Linked DNA regions of Homo sapiens: region 2 is linked to region 1. A link is a loop called in an ENCODE intact Hi-C map of the cell type or tissue named here. Cell type or tissue: GM12878. All regions are shown on one strand.

Region 1 (4,000 bases):
CTCATCTTCCATCCCACGTACCTAGTCACAACACACCGCCCCATTGGTGCCGGCTAGTATGCCCTGAACCAGAACAGGGGGAGGAGGGCAGTCTTTGACCAGGATGGTGCCATGCGATGATCCTGTGGCCAAGTGGGCACTTTGACCTTTGCTCCCTCCTCCTGCATCCTTCCAGTCAGTGGCCACCCAATTTCTGCCCAGGGACCCTTCTGTCCTCCTCCCTGTCCCCCTCTGGGACGCCTGCTCCTTCTCTCTGCCCCTCCTCCACTCTTTCTCCCCCGCCATCTCCCTGCCTTACAGAAATTGCTATTTCCTTATGCATCAACTCAAACAACACCAATTATGACTTCACCCAGGAAAACAGTACTGGATGGAACCCGTGGCCGCTCGTGATGGTAGAAGCTGCGATTAGTAGTTTGATATGGACGAAAAGTGATTTAAGAAGCAAATCTCTGCTGTAAGATTCTAAATGCAAAAAAAAAAAAAATTGATCCCTATGAAAATAATTTCAGCAAAATGGAAATGGAAACATCAGGAATGGCTTAACTGCGCTGTATAGAAAATTGATAGAGGGATTACATCAGCTTAATGGGGTCCCCGCTGGAATTCTGATACTTTCTAGATGAAAACTCATCACTGTTGGGTAATTCTGGTTAAAATGCTGACATTCAAAATGACTTTGGGGTCAAAATATCCACAGAAGCAAAAGAGTTAGGTCAAATGTCCCAATCTCTGACCAAGGAGTTAAGGTTTTATACTTAGTAGCCCCAACAGAAGTAGGGGATGAGATGAAGCAGTGTCCCTAAAGACAAAGTGGAGGAGGTGGGAATAATTCCAGAAAAACAGTGGAGAGAAGGAGCTGGATTACAGACACAAATGCTGAGCTTCCCGCCTGACTCCCTGCTGAGGCATGGGTGCCTCTCGGTCCCTGCAGGCTCGATCCCTGCAGATCTCTGCAGATCGTATCCATGATGGGGAAGGCCCCCTTCCGCCCTCTGCCAGCCCTGCACCCAGCTTCTGCAGCCCAGGGGCTCCCACCTACCACGTGGTGGCCTGAAGCCCCCACCAAAGTCCCAGCAGCCTCATGCCAAACTGACTTCTGTGAGTCCCAAACACAAACAGAAAGCAAAAGTGCTTAGCAAGTGCTATTTTTTCTAAATGACATTTATTGTTTTTGTTTTTCTAACCACAATATAGTGTAGTCTGAGGCAGAAGCTTTGGAAGAGGCAGAAAAGAGAAGGAAAAGTATCCACTCCAGCCCCCTGCTCATGGAGGAGCGCCGCTGACCACGTGGAGCCTGGCACCTGCGCATCTGGAAGGAAGGGCAGGCCCCGGAACCTGCGGTCATAATCGTGCCTGTGGGAGAGCCCAGCCAAGGAGAGGGCTCCCTTCCAGCTCCTTGCCAGGACACACAGCCCTAAGTGTGTCCTGGGCTGCTCAGAGCTGCCATTCCCACCTGTGACGTAGGGGCCACATGCTGGCTTCAGGAGGGCGGTGAAGACCTGGGGCTGCGGAGACGAATGGAGCCCCCCACAGTGGTTCTCCAGCATAACCTTCTGAGCTTCATTCTCCCCATGGGGAAAATCAGAGTAACCATCCCACAGGGCTGCTGGGAGGTGAAATGAGCGATTTCCAGGCCTGTGTTTGTGTCCTCCTGGCAAGCACCCTATCAGGCCAGGATGCTTGTCATTTCCACTTTACAGATAAAGGAAATGAGGCCGGGGGCATAAGTTATCCCTGACCAAGACCTCACGGCTAGGAAGTAATAGGACTGGGACTCACACCTCAGCTTGTGAGAGCCTGGAGCTCTCTTAACCATGTGGCTACCCAGTGGGAGGGAGAGGAGGAGGCTTCCCTCACTGAGGAGAGAGGAACCACATGGCCCTATCACCAACCAAGTCACTCTCTGGGGACCATGGCATTCCCTCTCGAGGAGCCCCCAAAGTCAGCAGCGCTTCATTCATCCTTCCATACATTCTAACTTCCAAGTCTCCAGAAAGAACGAGATGAGTCATTTCTGACCAGGGAAACCTAACAGTTAAAAAGGGGCCTGTTTCTCTTCCAGTTTCCAGGTGCGAGGGTCAGAGGATGTGGTCAGAAAGGACTTTTTTAAAAAGTATTCTACGTGTCACTGGTTACCGCACACTGCCAGGGCTGCACGTTGAGTCGGATGTCCACACCTACATGGTCCCCTAGGACTCCTCCCAAAACACAAGGGGCCCCTGGGCCCCTGGCCAGAGCCCCCCGTCGCCCAGCCCCTCACTCCCCAGGCTGCACAAACATTTGTCTTTCCAAATCAGGAAGCTGCCCTCCGCCGCCTTTCAGAAGCAAAGTAAAAACAGCTGCTATTTTTGAAAGGGTATTTTTGTAAAACAATCTCTGGTTTCCTTCAGGAATTTCAACCCCAGAGCCCCCTTGGTGATGTGGTTTCTGTAGGAGTGAACATACATCCGACCGCGCAGGCAGGGGGACTGCCGCTCGCTGTCCCCTCCACCTCTCCGCCGAGGCATGCCCGGTGTCCAGCAACCCTCACAGCCCCAGTCATCCACTCAAGTCCATTTTCACCAGCATCTCTTAGCCCCTGCTTTCTGTCAGAAGATGCAGGGACTCCAAGATACAGAGAAGTGGGTCTCTGCCCCTCAGGGGCTCACAGCCCAGGACAGACACACAGATCAGCATCTGCGATGCACCGCGGTCTCTTGTATATTTCATGCAGCCTCTCACGCCTTGTCTGTCGGGGTCCCTGCACACTGGGCACCACAACCAAGCCTTGAGGAGGAGTTGGCCCAGTTCCAGCAGCCCTCAGGCTGCTCACAGTCCAGTGGGGAGGCCTGAGCGTAGGGCCAGGTGGCCCAGGGAAGGGGGGGATTCACAGATTCACCCTGTGTAGGGCCCAAAGGGAAGCCTCATGGGGTCAGGGTATTTGCATGAATGGACGCAGCTGAGTTCACCAGGCGTCCAGGCAAGGAAACAGCAGGACAGAAAACATCAAGAGCTCTGGGCAGTTTAGCTTGTCTGGGAGTGGGGGCAGTGGGCCCAAGGCGTGTTGGTGGGAATTACCGAGGACGCCATTTGAAAAGGGTAAGTATTGCCCTCCCTCCCACTGCTGGAGGCGCTTGGAGGCTTCCACCTTGAGCTCCGTAGTCAGGAGACCTCAGCATCTTGTGAGGCATGAGCTGTAACAGGGAGTGTGTTCAGGGCGCCGCCCCCCAAGCCCCAGGCAGCCAGGATTTGCCCATTTTCAGAGCTTCATCATAGCAACTCCTAAACATACTGAGTGCTTAATTTATGCAAAGCACTGTTCCAAGCTCATAAGTCACAGAGCTGGGATTCAAGCCCAGGGAGCCCATTACCTGAGCCTGTATCAATAACCCAGGCAGGCCTTGCAGGGGGTTCAGGGAGCTCCTGAGAGTGACTTTCAGGCAGCTCGCTGTCCTGGCCAGAGCTAGTCCATCCCATCCCAGCCTCGGATGAAGAGCAAACCCTGAGGCAAGAGAGGATTGGGGGAGATTGACGACGATGCAGCTGGCTGCCAGCAACATCCCTGGCACCTAACATGCATTAAAGCTCATTATGTGCCAGGTTTCGTGCGAAACCTTGTAACTGCATTAGCACATTTATCCCTCAATCCTATGAGGTGAGAACCACTTTATCCCCATTTTACAGTGGAGGGAACGGAAGCCAAAAGCAATTAGGTTTCCTGCCTGGAGTCACAAAGCAGTCAAGGCTGGGCCAGGAGTCCAACCCAGGTGGTGTGACAGGCAGTCCGGACACTCTCCCGGCCACTTGGGCATCCTTGCACAGCTGAAGAGCCTGGACAGTAAGGGGAGGTACCACGCAAGGGCAGTGATGACAGGGCACAGCATAACCCTGCACCCCCTTACCCAGGCCTCTTTATAGATGCCCAGATTTGGGGCAGAACTGCCTGGCTGACTTTCCTGCATCAGTGACATTTGACACCTGACCTGGGAGGTTTTGAAGTGAGGAAAACTGATGACAC
Region 2 (4,000 bases), 820 kb before region 1:
AGGCTATTACAAGAAAGAAAATTTGGTGAAAGATGCCCAATGCATTGGGAAAGATGAAATGCCTCTTTCCATACATATGAGTTTTATCCAGCTAGAAATAGACTGTTTAAATAACTTTCTTAATTAAATAAAGAGGATATTTTAAAGTTAGATCTGGAAAACCCTCATACCTCCAGCGCATGGTTTCAATGAAATATCCCTTAACATGAAAATATAGACAGTTAGTTTTTTCTTCCAAAGTGAAATGCTGAGAGGCTTCCATTCCTGGTTTATTATGCTTTCTGTATCTCTGCTCATTTTTCACCAGTATTGCATTAAGTATTGATATTGATTTCTTGTAAATGGAACTGAAATAGATGGCCCACAGTTTTTGTTATTGTTCGGTGGCACTTGTATGTAATTTATTATGGCTGTAATGGAGGCTGCCCCTCGCTGCCACGGCTTAAATTAAATGTGCCACACTCTGGCCTCTGCTTGTCACCGGCATCTCTCATTTGATAGCAAAAATTATTATGTATAAAGTTTCTCTTTCCTTCTCACCCCTTCCATAAGAAACAATAACTGTGCCCTTTGTATTGTTTTGAAAGTTTGTGTTGATGACGTCCATCATTAGTGAAAAATATGAAAGTAGGAAGGGAGAGGACAATTTCCTCCTGGCAGCTGGGTTCTGTTTGGTTTCTGGGAGGCCTGGCAGACAGGAGACCTGGAGTCCTGGCCTGGTTTTACTTCAACTCAATGGAGTGACCTTGGGCTAGTCCCCTTCTCCTTCTGACTGTGGTTTTGTGAAGATGCATCCATGGCTCACGTATGTGCAGGGCTCCAATGACAGCCCCTGCAGTCCAGGGCCAGGGAGCTAAGGTGCCCTTTGTCTGTGTGTTTTCCCTGTAGGGAGTGCCCCAGGATAAGCTGGTGAGATGGCAGGGTGGCACCTGAGTGGGCTTGGGCACCAGGCTGTCATGGCTGAGGACATCTGAAGGCAAAATTGCCTGGGGACAAGCAGCTTTGGGTGTCCCATCCAAGGTGCAGTGCAGGTCCACAGAGAGGAGGCACATCTTGAAGCCAGAGAGTGGCCCCCTCCACAACAGGAAAGGGCAAAGCAAGGACAAGGGGAAAGTGTCCTGGCAAAAAAACAAAAACAAAAACAAAACAAAAAAAACACACAACCCAAAACTGGAAATTCTCTTTCTCTTTCAGTTGAACCTCTTGGCTGGGCCAGTACCCGAAAAGCCACACCGAATAATCTTGGGGAATAGCTGTGCGACCATCCTTTCCCAGCATGCTCAGGATTCTGCAAATGTCCTCTGCCTTCTCTAAGGCCCCCATCTCCCTTTCAGGGTTCTGTAGCGTGTGTTCAACTTCTGGCCTGTGTCTTTCACTGTGTCGGGGTATTTTTAGGGGGATAGAATAGGGTGAGAAGCAACAGGAACTATCATGACTGGGGGGAATAGGCAGGCCCAGTATTAACGTGGCGTGTGTGTGTGTGTGTGTGTGTGTGTGTGTGTGTGTGTGTGTGTATTTGTGTGAATGTGTGCATGTGTGTGTTTGTGTTTGTGCATAGCACCTCAAGTGTAGGCATCTTTATTCCCAAGACAGCCCTTGCCAAAGACAGGGTCAAGTCACATGCTCTTAGACCTGATAATTCTGCTTATGTGATTTTCACTTCAAATGATTTCCTGTTAGGCATAAAGGTTTCTACTAAAGAAAAATTTAAGGTCCTCACACAAGCCACTTCTGCTCCTCCACTTCTTAAAGAACCAAGTTAGATTTTAGTGCATTCAGCATGGGGCAAAACAGTGTCTATTAATTAGACTTTCATTTCTATTGACAATGGGGCCTACAGGCCTTGCACTGAGGTGGACACAGACCTTTTGTGGTGCCCTGTTGATCCTGGTTCTGCTCGTGGAAAATTAGGCCTGATTGCCCTATGAAGGCCCCTTCTCTAGTTTCCCTCTCTCACCTGCTAAGTCTCCATTCTTCCTCTAACTGCTTTAAATAGGTCAGCTGAGTTTCATTCTTACAGTCATCAGGCCTTTGGTGAAGGCATCTGTGCTCTTGCTGAAGTCTGCAACATTTCCCAACATGCAGGCCAAGGGCCCTTCTCTTTCGGTCTGACCACTTGTCTGTTCATGCATGCATGCTTTCATTCATTCAGAAAATGTGTCAAGAAAAGAGCACATGATTTGGAGGCAGACGTAATTCAGTGGTGTGCCGGAGTGGGATATTTCCAGCTTGCAAAAGCGGATTGCTAAATTTGTAAGTGTTTTGCAGCTGGTTTTTAAACATATATTAAAAATGAAATTGTAGAAAATTGCAATTAAATAAATTATATCAAAAACAGAAAATAAATACTCAAAACTCATCATTTTCTAATTATTTTATAACATTGTATTACCATCTGTATCAGAGGTTTCCAAAGTTTTTCTATGAAAGTGCAGATAGTAAGTATTTTAGGCTTTCTTGTCTCTGACACACTATTCAGGTCTGCTGTTTTAAGGTAAAAGGAGCCACAGACAATGCATCAAAGAATGGGCATGGCTGTACTCCTGTAAAACTATTTATAAACATGTAGCACTAGATTTGGCCCATAGCCCAGGTCAAGTTTGCCAACTCTTGATCTATGCTTTTGAGGTTATTTATGTCTGTAATATCCTTCTGGTGGAAATACTGTATAATGGTTGCTCCCCAACTCTGCCTTCCATGAGCTCATGCTGGCAGCTTGGAATCAGCCATGGTGGGAGTATTTACACCACAGAAATTGGCAAACACTAACAATCAGTTCTCTTTTCCCAGAGAACTGGCTAAACATTCACGGGGACACCACTGGGTGCGTCTGAGTCTTGACTCCGTGTTATATTAGCTCTGTGGCCTTAGGCACATGATTTACTTTCTGAGCTTTAGTTACCTTCAATAAAGGCAGAGACTGTGCCTATCCCAGAGCACTGGCAGGGGCTGAAGTGACACAATGTGACCTAACGCGTGTAAAGCACACAGCCATGGGGCCTGGTTTAAGGGGGATTCACAGTTGAGACAAGAACTGGCTCTGGCCTCAGGAATTCTCAGGGTCCCGGAGGGAGAAGGTATAGCTCAACCATAGAACGTAAAAGAAAGAATCATAACCTGCAGTGGAAAGATCTGATCAGCCACTCTCCAACCTGGGGACTTCTGACAGCTGATTCTTGGGCCTCAGAGCTATGGTTTCAATCTCAACCACGACCCTCCAGGCAAGCCCTCTGCAACCCAGCTCCTGCCTCCACTTCCCACTGCTGACCCGACCACACACCCCGAGACCCTTCGCCCTTCCTGATGCACAGTCACGCCCTACAGTCCTTGTTCCCACTACCCCCCTCTTCCTGCGCCTCCCGTCCCTGCCCTTGTCTCTGGACTCAGCTCACAGGCAGCCTCCCTCCGTAGCTTCTCAGCCACTCCCAGATAGATCTCCCCATCTACAGGCTTCTATATCCTTGAGAGGGGATTCCAGCTCTTCCCCGTGGCCTGTGAGGCCCTGCACGCTCTGGACCCCTAGGAATGAATCATGTTTGGTATTTTCTATATTTTATGATGCTTTGACATCTTGGGGACCTTACTGGCCAGAAAGCAAATTGCCTGCAAGCCCACCACCACTCACATGTAACCAACCAGTCCAGGGCCCATTCTCCACTCACCTTCTCTATCTCACTCACACACTAACCAATATTTCCCCTGCCCTAAACCACCCCTGAACCAGATACCGAGCATCTAGAGACCACCCCAGAGTCCAGAGGTCCCCCAACACGATTCAGACTAGCTGGTCCTGGGCTGTTTCCTCTGCCTGGCCTGGCCTTTCCTGAGGAAACCACAATGAGGGCTCTGCTGGCCTAGGCTTCTGCCTCACTCTTTGTGTCTTGGCCCTGTCCAGTCCTTCACCTCGTGGTTCTCTCTCTTGTCACTCAATTGCCTCTATAAATTAAATCTGGGGTACAATCCTGAGACACCCTCCATCATCTCCCCAGCCTCCTCTCCT

What was found. A loop is a pair of places that touch in the nucleus more often than their neighbours do. Peaks named below come from ENCODE experiments on the same cell type or tissue, not always from the same donor. Only the 100,000 strongest peaks of a DNase experiment are listed, where the experiment ranks them.
Region 2: it touches region 1 in a loop (9-fold over the local background); 1 of 110 quality-filtered maps calls a loop at or near these places.

Annotation. Positions count from the first base shown.
Region 1 is chr10:124,219,709-124,223,708 of GRCh38, forward strand. No RefSeq gene overlaps it. Among named protein-coding and RNA genes, the nearest start is that of CHST15, 130 kb to the left of the region's middle. RefSeq lists enhancers at 1,775-1,874, 1,885-2,064. In GM12878, no CTCF peak of the experiment used is centred here; a DNase peak (open chromatin) is centred at 2,083; H3K4me3 peaks cover 787 bases; H3K27ac peaks cover 1,793 bases.
Region 2 is chr10:123,396,353-123,400,352 of GRCh38, forward strand. The region is part of intron 6 of LINC02641 (long intergenic non-protein coding RNA 2641); the gene reads left to right. Among named protein-coding and RNA genes, the nearest start is that of LINC02641, 50 kb to the left of the region's middle. RefSeq lists an enhancer at 1,733-2,042. In GM12878, no CTCF peak of the experiment used is centred here; a DNase peak (open chromatin) is centred at 1,989; H3K27ac peaks cover 3,890 bases.